2 separate regions of the Homo sapiens genome follow, and region 1 is linked to region 2. The links are chromatin contacts, found by Hi-C in ENCODE. All regions are on one chromosome and are shown on one strand. Each heading gives the region's core, a stretch centred on a gene start or an enhancer-like site at or near the end of the contact. The rest is flanking DNA. Distances are from core to core; before and after follow the strand shown.

Evidence for each region. Hi-C counts contacts between places; a loop is a spot of excess contacts on that map. Pooled maps may share reads with other maps.
Region 1: a map of CD4-positive, alpha-beta memory T cell shows a loop between it and region 2 (22-fold over the local background). The contact joins the promoter of STK38L here to the promoter of IPO8 in region 2. A Hi-C loop is called at or near these places in 2 of 168 maps with a recorded cell type or tissue (CD4-positive, alpha-beta memory T cell and naive thymus-derived CD4-positive, alpha-beta T cell) and 7 of 50 pooled maps.

What each region holds. Positions count from the first base shown.
Region 1 is chr12:27,242,535-27,247,244 of GRCh38, forward strand. STK38L (serine/threonine kinase 38 like) reads left to right here and starts at 1,752. Exons shown (of 14, transcript NM_015000.4): 1 at 1,752-1,798. RefSeq lists enhancers at 463-522, 3,111-3,160 and a silencer at 1,581-1,820.
Region 2 is chr12:30,692,658-30,697,520 of GRCh38, forward strand. IPO8 (importin 8) reads right to left here and starts at 3,212. Exons shown (of 25, transcript NM_006390.4): 1 at 2,907-3,212. The coding sequence starts at 2,990. RefSeq lists a silencer at 2,962-3,011 and an enhancer at 3,102-3,601.

The DNA.
Region 1 (4,710 bases), core at 502-3,001, 3.5 Mb before region 2:
GATATCCTAATCACTTTTGCTATATTTCCTTTTTAAGAACTAAGTTACTAGAGAAGGGAATTACAGAAGGCAGGAATACTAGAAGGCGTGGATCATTGGCAGCCATCTTAGATGCTACTACTACTTACCACATAATTATATTACAAACTCACTTTTTAGTATTTTGGTAACTGTATGTTAACATTATCAATTTCCTTTGTAACCCTAGGTAGTTTATGCATTTAAGAACACTGTTTTGAAAAGGGGTCCATAGACCACCAAAATTCTGGTTCATAGCTCTAATTTGTTTCAGTTGAGGTACTTTCAACAACTTCCCAGGGAAATTTGTTTACAATGGTCTCAATTTAGGAGAATTTAGGAACTAGAGGTCAAAGTCTTAGGCTATCCCATATTAACCTAGACTGCTACTCTATACTAGTTCATATTACTCTAGTATGGCACATTTGAAGACATAAATTTGCTGTGGAACAAACCATACACTGTTCTCAATCTTATCGTAGCATTTGAATGGTATGTGTATGCGTGCAGTACAGGGAGAAGGGTGTATAGGCCTGTCAAGCTTGTCTGATCACAATTAAACCTCCTATGCTTGTATATGACAACTGTCATTTGAGTTTCAAAATGACCATATAAGTGGAGCTGATCTCCCCAAAAATACACTAATTACCAAACTAGAGCTTTTCCCACTACTAAGCTATGTATGAAAAAGCACAGTGTAAGAAAGAGAAATGAGGTAATGCTTCTTTCCTAGGTGTTTTGCTCGTGTCACCTGCTCTTGGGAAACCTAAAGATGACAGGTGGCATTTCTAAGTGATAGTTTTTGCAAGCACAGTACCAGCTTCATACGTTGTCTCAGTAAGCTAAAAGCTAAGAATATTTTATAAGACCTCCAATACTCATATTGAGGATAAACTTGCCAACAATAATTGGGAGTCATTCTCTCATTTGGCTTTCCCAAAGGCCAGTTTTGTCCCCAGACGCAAATTGCATCAACCTTCCCAAAGTTGTCCCTTTTGGGTCATCCTATAGGGGAGTGCTCTTCTGCACAATTCTCAGATCCTACTGATAAAGCAGGCCAGTACTGTAGTTATTTTAGATTTTCCAAGAAAACTCAAACAGGTTTTTAATGTATTTTTTGTGGCATTTACAAATCCTGGTTCCTCTCCAGTCTCTGGAGTCCCCTCATGGTGAAATGGAAGCGTCAAGGAACCTGGGTGGCTTCGAGTCCCCACAGCTACCGACTGAGCAACTTAGCTGATCCATCTTTGTTGACAACTGTTTCCCAATCTGAAAAATGCGTGAATTCTCTCTTTCCATTTCTAACATTCTTTGCATTGCACTGTTTGAAAAATTCGGATGACATTTAGAATGTGACTAATGTCGCAACACATTAGGCCACTCTCAAGAGAGGCCTGAACAGGTTTGGCGTAAAAACGGCAGTGAGGTGAGGCTGGTGAGAGGGGAAGTGGCGACAGTTCAGTCAACTCCCTCAAAACCAGTCTGGCCTTCACCAGGCGGAGATGGGTGGGGCCGGGAAGACGGGCGTTGACGACAGAAGGCTACTTCCGGCTGTGGTGCGTATGACGTCAGGGCGAGTCGGACCGACCCAGCCACCGAGAAGCCGAGGAGGCAAGGCTCGCGAGAGTTCAGGGAGGCCGCCCTGAGATTCCGGCGAGGCCGCGGGTCCCACCTCCCGGGGGCGGGGCGAGGGCGGAGCGGGGAGAAGGGAGCTGACGGGCGCCCGGCCGGCTGCGGTCCGTGCGGAGGCTGAGCCGGCCGCGGGCGCGACCGGAGGCAGGTGAGTTCGCGGATGTAGCGCTCGGCTGAGGGCCCGAGCTCGCCGCGCCAGCCCCAACTCTGCGAGCAGGAGCAGGAGGAGATTTTAGGTGTCTTTGGGTGTCCAGGGAAAGCCGGGCTAATTCTGGGGCTGGAAATGTCTCCGGGGAACCTGCGGCGACGGCCTTGGCCCTCTTATTCCCCGGGGTGATACTGGCCCCATGTGTCCAGAGAGGGAGCCTCGCACCCGGGGAGGAATCTTTGTCCTCTGCTCCTTTCTCCTTCCACTCCCCGGCCCCCGAGCACTCCGCTCCGGGTCCCCGCCTGGGCTTCACAAACAATAACAAATGTCGCGGATCCTCTCCGGGTAGCCCCAGCGCTCCCGTCCCGTGCCCTCCAGCCGATGTCACCCAGAGCCAGGATCCGAAGCATGGCTCTTCAATTGTGGGGGCTGTTTGTGTACCGTTCCTAAAAACTGATGCGTCAGATTGCCAAACATTTCTCAAGACAGACTCAGGAAAGCCTCCCAGCTCCTAGAAGCCACGGAGTGCTCAAAACCAGTCTTAGAATCTGTCTTTACCATTGCACCCGTAGCCCCTTCCTTTCAAAATCATTTCTCCCACTCCTTTTTTCACCTTTAGTATCGAGGTCGAACGAGTGGTTATTTGGTGTGGGAGTAGAAAAGAGTATAACCGATTGAGTAGGGCACGTTTCACCTTTAAAAAGTTGCCAGGTTGACAGCAAAAGAACAAACTTTATTTTCAAAACCAGTGGCCTCCCCTTTTACTGGTGCTGCTTTTGTTTTGTGGAATAGCTTTTCGGGTTCTAAGTTTGGAGGAATGATATAAAAAGAAGTGGGAGGTGGGGGGAGGGCTAGTGGCTCTGGAAGTAGTGGCTTGTCCAAAAGTAGGATGCTATTGTTTCTCACTTGATAAAATGCAGAACCAACACTTTTACCCATTTCACATAACTTGTGATAAGTTTTGAGAGAAGCCACTTAATCGGAAATGGCCTATTAGCTTATTTTACTGCTCAAATCTGAAAAAACAGCTTTAAGTGATTTAAGTTCTGCCTCTTGATTGTAAGATGGGGATTGATGAGTGAGACCTTGTCTTTTTTGGCGCTGGGGCTTACGTTTGACCGGTCTCTCTACTTTAAGGCAGGGCCTATTGTACTTAAGCCCATTTTTGCTTCCTCAGTACAGATTCTTGAAAGTTCTTTGTCTCAATCATATATGTATATAAGGTACTGTAAACCTCTTTGAATTTGATTGGCCTTTCTCTCTGTGCCTCAGGATATGTAAAACAATTAAGTTTATTATACTCTCTCCCCAGTGGCTGAGAGGTATTGTATGTGAATTAGCCACCCTTGTGACTATTTGAGGAGAGAGAAGTTAGTCTAAAATATTATGTTAAATTATGATATTACATAATTTTATTGCATAAGTTCATCAAACTACTTCCATCTGAAAAATCCTGATCTCAAAATAGGTAGGTACAATGAATTAAAAAATGTTTTGGTTTGACCTCACTTAGCTTTGTTTTCTCCTTGTTAAGATGGCTGATAATGTTTCCCATTTGGTTGTGATGTGTTTAGAATGAGAAGCAAAGTTGGGTGTAGTTTTTGTACTCTTTTGAAAGGCCTTGCCACTAGGAATGAAAAAATTAGACTTAGAAAACACACATTAAATAGAAGCAGTTTTTCTCTAGCCATTTGCTCTTGAGTTTGTTTTAAAATAAGTCAAAGAATGGAGACTGAGATGATTTGTGCCAACAAATAGATGTCCTTGTTAGTTTTTATGCTGAAAACTTGATTTCTAAAGGTAGGACACTGTAAGAACAAAGGAGAAATTGGACTTCCTAAAAAATGATAACAAAGCAATGGACTCAGTTCAGCTGTTTGCTTTCAGAAAAGTTCTGTTCTCTTAAAGTAAGGAGAGCATCATTGTGTTAGTGAAATTGGATAACGCACCTTAGAAAGTGCCTCCCCAGTGATCCAGGATAAGTTGGAGGCTCTTTTGTGTGTGTGTGGCACTTTTTGTTAAGAGGGAGAAAGGGCACAAATCAGAGCCAGAAAGATTTGCATCTCGATGTATTGTTAAAATGCTTTTATTTTATGTAAATAGTGTCAGGTGAATCAAGCAAGCATATTGTTGTCTAGCATCCTTAGGATTACATTAAAATCAGCAGATTGGCAAGTTATGATTAGGTTAGACTTGACATATGCAGAAATTATGCTTCTGTATTTTTATATTAAAAGCACCATGGTCTTTTTGAATGAAATAATGAAAGCAAGCTTTTAAGACATAACTTTTTTAAAAAATTAAAAATCTGTCTTTGGTTAGTTTATAAACATGAAGCATATCCTCCTCTTCTTCCCCCCAAAATTTTTGTTTAAGTCTTAAGAAAGTCTTTAGCAAGGTATGACCAGTACTTAAGTGCACTGGTTGCATAAGCCTTCTGTCTCCAGGTAAAAGTTTGCTAATTGACAGGGTATTATTGTTCAGAATCTTTAGAGGGAGAGAAATGAAAGGCAACAGTGAACAGTGTTTGCTGCTCTGTACACTCGGACGAACTGTGGTTGCTACTCTGTACACTCGGACGAACTGTGGTTGCTGTCTTCAAGGAGATGTGATCCAGTGGGAGAGAAATATACCTACCCAAATAAATACCATAGAAAATGTGTTTTATGAGGAAGCCAAGGAGGGAGGGATTAAGTGCTGCTAGACCAATTAAGGAAGACTGAAATAGGAAAAGGCGTTTCTGTGGATGATTTAAGTGATCTAGTCATATGATAATGATGATAAGTAAATACTTTATATAATGCTGCTTCCTGCTAAATCCTTTACATATATTACTTACTTGCCTGGCTTTAATCCTCACAACAACTGTATGGAGTAGGTATTTTTATTATTCCCGTTTTGCAGATGAAGTA
Region 2 (4,863 bases), core at 1,962-4,461:
TGCTCCGCTGCATTAACCTTTCTAGTCCTCCAGCATGCCAAGTTGAGGGCCTTTTCTGAACCGATATTCCCTCTCAGTCCTCCAGCACGCCAAGTTGAGGGCCTTTTCTGAACTGTTGTTCCTCTCTCTGCTCTTTGCCTGGCCCATTCCTTCACAACATCCAACTCTCTACTCAATGCCATTCTTCAGAGAATGGCTATACATCCCAACACTCTTGCTCGGGCTTTACTCTCCACAGCACTTATGACCTGAAATTATATTAGTTACTTGCCTGTATCCCCAGCTCCATGGAAACAAACTCTTATACCAATATCTGCAACATAGTAACTTAATAAATATTTCTGTGCTATTTACATAAACAAATTATCTTAATAAAGGGTAATGAAAATTGCATGTACACATGCATGGAAAGCAGAGATTCAAAAGCTTGGCAATCAAAGTAAAAACTTATTTCCCTACCGAGGCCATGTGAAGGATAATTTATTAAAAGAGGACACCTTTCTGGATGAATTACTTAAGCAAGGTACCTACCCATTCCTATTCCTCTATGCTGCCTCTAATGGGACTTCTGGTCTATAGAAAATGAGGAAGATGTATAGGGTTCGCTCAATATCCTGAGATAAAACTACAAATACATTTTCCCACAGAAACAATATCACAAATAGCAGTCAGAAAACTACTCACTAGTAACAGAAAAATGCTGGCCTGAAAAAAATATATAGCTCCAAATGAGAATTTATCCATTGGAATATAGGCTGTGGTGCAGAAGCTGCTTATTTTTCTAAACGGCAATTGACAGATCCATCAGTATACCGCAGAAGCTGCTCCCATTCCCTATGCAGAACATACTTGCTGAGGGGAGACCTAGACTAAAGTCGAAGAGGTGGACCATAACCACTTATGGTGATTTACCCACTCATTTATCCAACAAAGTCGGATGTTACAGTGGTGGCAAAGGACAAGCAGGCAAAACCCATCATCATAAGCATGTTTTACTACACTGTTAGGTGACATTATATTTTGTTCTATTTACAGCCAATTCAAAAAACCTTAAAGCATTTCACTATGCTTTATATAAATTATAAATGCTAAATGAGTGGTATAGCAATAAGCTACCTTTAGAAATTGCTGGGGAAACCACGGTCTGTGATGAGGTGGGACACTATGGGGCAGGGCAGAGTGATGATGGAATGGATTTGGATTGAACTACCATCAAGAGTCTACGGCCATACCACCCTGAACGTGCCTGCTTTTGTCTGAAATACCATGGGAAAAAAAATAGGATTGGGTCTTAAATGTCTCCTAGTTCTGCAGGCTTTCTCATATACTTTTTCCACTTCTATAACATCAACTGTACTTATATACTGATGAATCAGAAAGAAATGAAGGTTAGGTGAAGGGCAGGGAAGTGTAACCTGATATCAAAGGAACACCTGGCCTCATTGTGAGAAGGGGGTCATAAACAGGCCAACTCCCCTGTTCATATTAGTAGACTGCAAATTCAGCTCCTGCTTTGTTCTTCCTAACTAACCCCTGGATTACTATTCTTCCAGCCAGCCAACATACAGTACTTTTACTCTGCAAAGCCTGGGACAGGTACTGACTTTAACTTCCCCCTATTCTAAGTGACAGTCCATTTCTTTTTCAGGCACCAGTGCATTATCTTTGGGCATTAGTTCAACCCAACCTCCTCTCCATTGGCAGTGTCTTCACTCTCCCTTTTATCTCTGGGGAATCCTGCATTTATACCTACTCCAAACTCCACCTAGGTTTCCTATTAAAATAATCCCTTTCAAAGATTCCCAACACGCAGCTTTTTAAAGTCAATTCCAACAGAAACATTTACTTAGGACAGTCACACTTCAGTCACACTTCGGGAGGCACAGAATCACCTGGGGGAGCTAGTTAAAATACAACTGGTCCCACCCCCACAGTTTCTGATTCGTTAAGTCTGGACTGAAGCCCCGTAATTTGCATAATTTGTAAGTTCTCAGGTGATGCTGAAGCTCCAGGTCCTGGGCAACGCTTTGAGAACAGCTGATTTTGGAATATTTACATTTTACAAGTCATCACAACCTAAAACAGCTGTTGCTCCATCCCAGTGGTAGCTCTTAATCCCTACTTTTTAGTAAGAGGTCTGTGATTCTTAAGTACCGGTAGGGAAGAAGAAATAAGCTGGAGTTTGGGATCATTAAAATTTTGAAGTGTGGGGGTAACGCTGGAAAGACGTCAAGGCTAATTAGGAAGAACAGGAGACGGAGAAAAGAAAGAAGTCTTACACATTTTAGCATTCATAAGAAATTTCTCCAACACATCTTACTTTGATGTGTCTTAGATAAAGCAGTATCACCATGAAAACTGCCTATTCTTCCCAGAGCACTCTCCCAACAGCACTGCCCAGCGCTCCGCAAAACTCGGCCAATCGGTGTCAAAACAGTCCTGCCAACCCGACAGGAGGAGGCGGTGGGCAGCGTGCTCCACAGCAACACCTAAAAAGGGCTGGGTTTGGAAAAAAGCTGAACTCAGATTTGAACTGTAAGTAAAATTCCCACCTGCTCCCCAAGTCCGCGCACTTAAGGAAAATAAATCACACCCTGAAAACACTAGCACAGGTTGCAAAAACTGCTTCTTGCGGACCAAGTAGGCAGAACAAACTGCCCTGGAGAAGGGAGACGACACGAAAAGGTGCAAAGGTGGCCAACAGGTGCGCGAGCTGTTCGGCAAAGATCCTGGGAGCCCTGCTCCACTGGACCGGGGGGCAGCGGGGTCGGAGAGCGGGACCAGCCGTGAGGCGTCAGCCCCAGCCCGGTGGGGGTGAGGACGAGGGGCGCCGGGGAGAGGGAGCCCGGCCAGCCGGCAGGGGCGCCCCTTCGGCGGAAGAGGGTCGCCGAAGACCCTCTCCTCACCTGGTTGAGCTCGTTCTCGGCTGCAATCCGCAACTTCGGGTCGATGGTGCCCTTCAGCGCCTGGATGATCCGGTTGAGGTCCATCTCCCCGGGTGGGGGCTCCGCGGCCCCCGGAACAGTAGGCCGGACTGCAGCTTTAGTTTTCTTTTGACCCTCTCAGCCTCCTCTTCCGCGACCCCTGGATTACCTCACACCCCACCCCCCGCCACCGTCGCCACCTGCGGCCACTTGCTGCGCCACTCTGACTCCGCGCCCCCTGTCCTCCCTTTTTCCCCCCCACAACTCGCTCTCCATTCACCGTTTTACGACAGCCGGTGGGAGGCGGGAGAAGGAAGAAGAGGAAGCAGAGCTTCCTTTACGGCGGCCTCTTCCCCCGGGCGTGATGCTATGACCGCCTCCCGTCGGCGGCCGCCATGCTGCTGTACGGAAAACGGCCTAGGCTTCTTTCCCGGAAAGGAACCCGCGCTCCCGAACTCAGGCAGGCGGCCGCTATGCTTCCGTACGGTAAACAGCCTCCCGCCTCTTCCCAGGTGAGGAAACTTGAGCTGGCCGGGAGTCTGCTTACAGCTGCTTCCAAATTAAGCATATCTGGATGGTGTGACACTTTTTGTTAGTCCGAGAACTGTATGGGCATCGCAACTGGGCCTGTTCCAAGATAGACTTGTTGGGACCTTCAAATCATGTACCTTACAGGAGGACAGGGTTCCTCCGTGTGTGGGAGTCATCGTTCATTCATTCATTCGCTTTCACTGAACATTTGTTAAACATATATTTTTGAACCAGAGTACTAGGATTTTTAGGTACCACATTATAACAAGATGAATTCCATGCAAGTTAATGTGAAGGAATTCACAACCTGATAGATGAGACAAATATAAACAAAAAAAATTTACAGTGTAGAAATGATAGGGGAGTGCTGGGAAGGGAAGAGCGTGGTCCCTTTAAATGATAGGGATGGGCGAAGTGAAGTGCTGGGTAGAGGAGTGTGTGGTCCCTTGCTAGGGCTCCACGCCCACCGACCTAGGTGAGGACTGACACTCCTGCCTTCCAGCCCAAATGTTGCATTTCCCAAGACCACCCTGGCCTGCCACTCCCCCATACTGTGCCTATGAAAACCCCAGACCCTAGCAGGCAGGTACACAGGCAGCCAGACGTCCAGAGGAGCATAAGGGTGGAAGAAGAGGAGCTCGCTGGCACATCCGCAGGCCATTCACGGGCAGAACGATGCGGAGGTTGGCCTGGGCAGTCGGAAAAGAGCCCGGGCCGCCAAGCGGCCTAACTCCAGAGGAAAACCATTTCCCTTCTGGGTCCCTCATCTGCTGAGGGCTACTTCCACTCAATAAAACTTTGCACTCATTCTCCAAGCCCACGTGTGATCCAATTCTTCTGGTACACCAAGGCAAGAACCCAGGATACAGAAAGCTCGCTGTCTGTGCGACAAGGTAGAGGGTCTAATTGAGCTGGTTAACACAAGCCCCCTAAAGGCAAACTGAAAGAGCATCCTGTAACACACACCCACTGGGGCTTCAGGAGCTGTAAACATTCACCCCCAGACTCTGTCAAGGGGTCGGAGCCCCACAGCCTGCCGGTCTGTATGCTTCTCTAGAGGTCTGAGCAGCGGGGCACTGAAGAAGCGAGCCACACCCCCAATGCACGCCCTGTGAGGGGGACAAGGGAACCTCTCCCATTTCAGAAAGACAAAGGTCACAGAAACTGAAAACTACATCCCTGAGAGTTTTATGAAAAATTTTCAGACCTTCTCAAAAATGTAGTGAAAGGTAAGCAGAAAAGTTATACTGTTTCTATCCACTGTGGCCATATCTGGCGCCACAATTTCAATGGCATGAAAATATCAAGGAGCTGGTTCTTCCTGAGGTTAACCCAGAAGAGAGGGTTCTAATTACATTTAATAAAGATGATGATGTGGGCAAAACACAGCTGAGGGGCTGTGATCTTT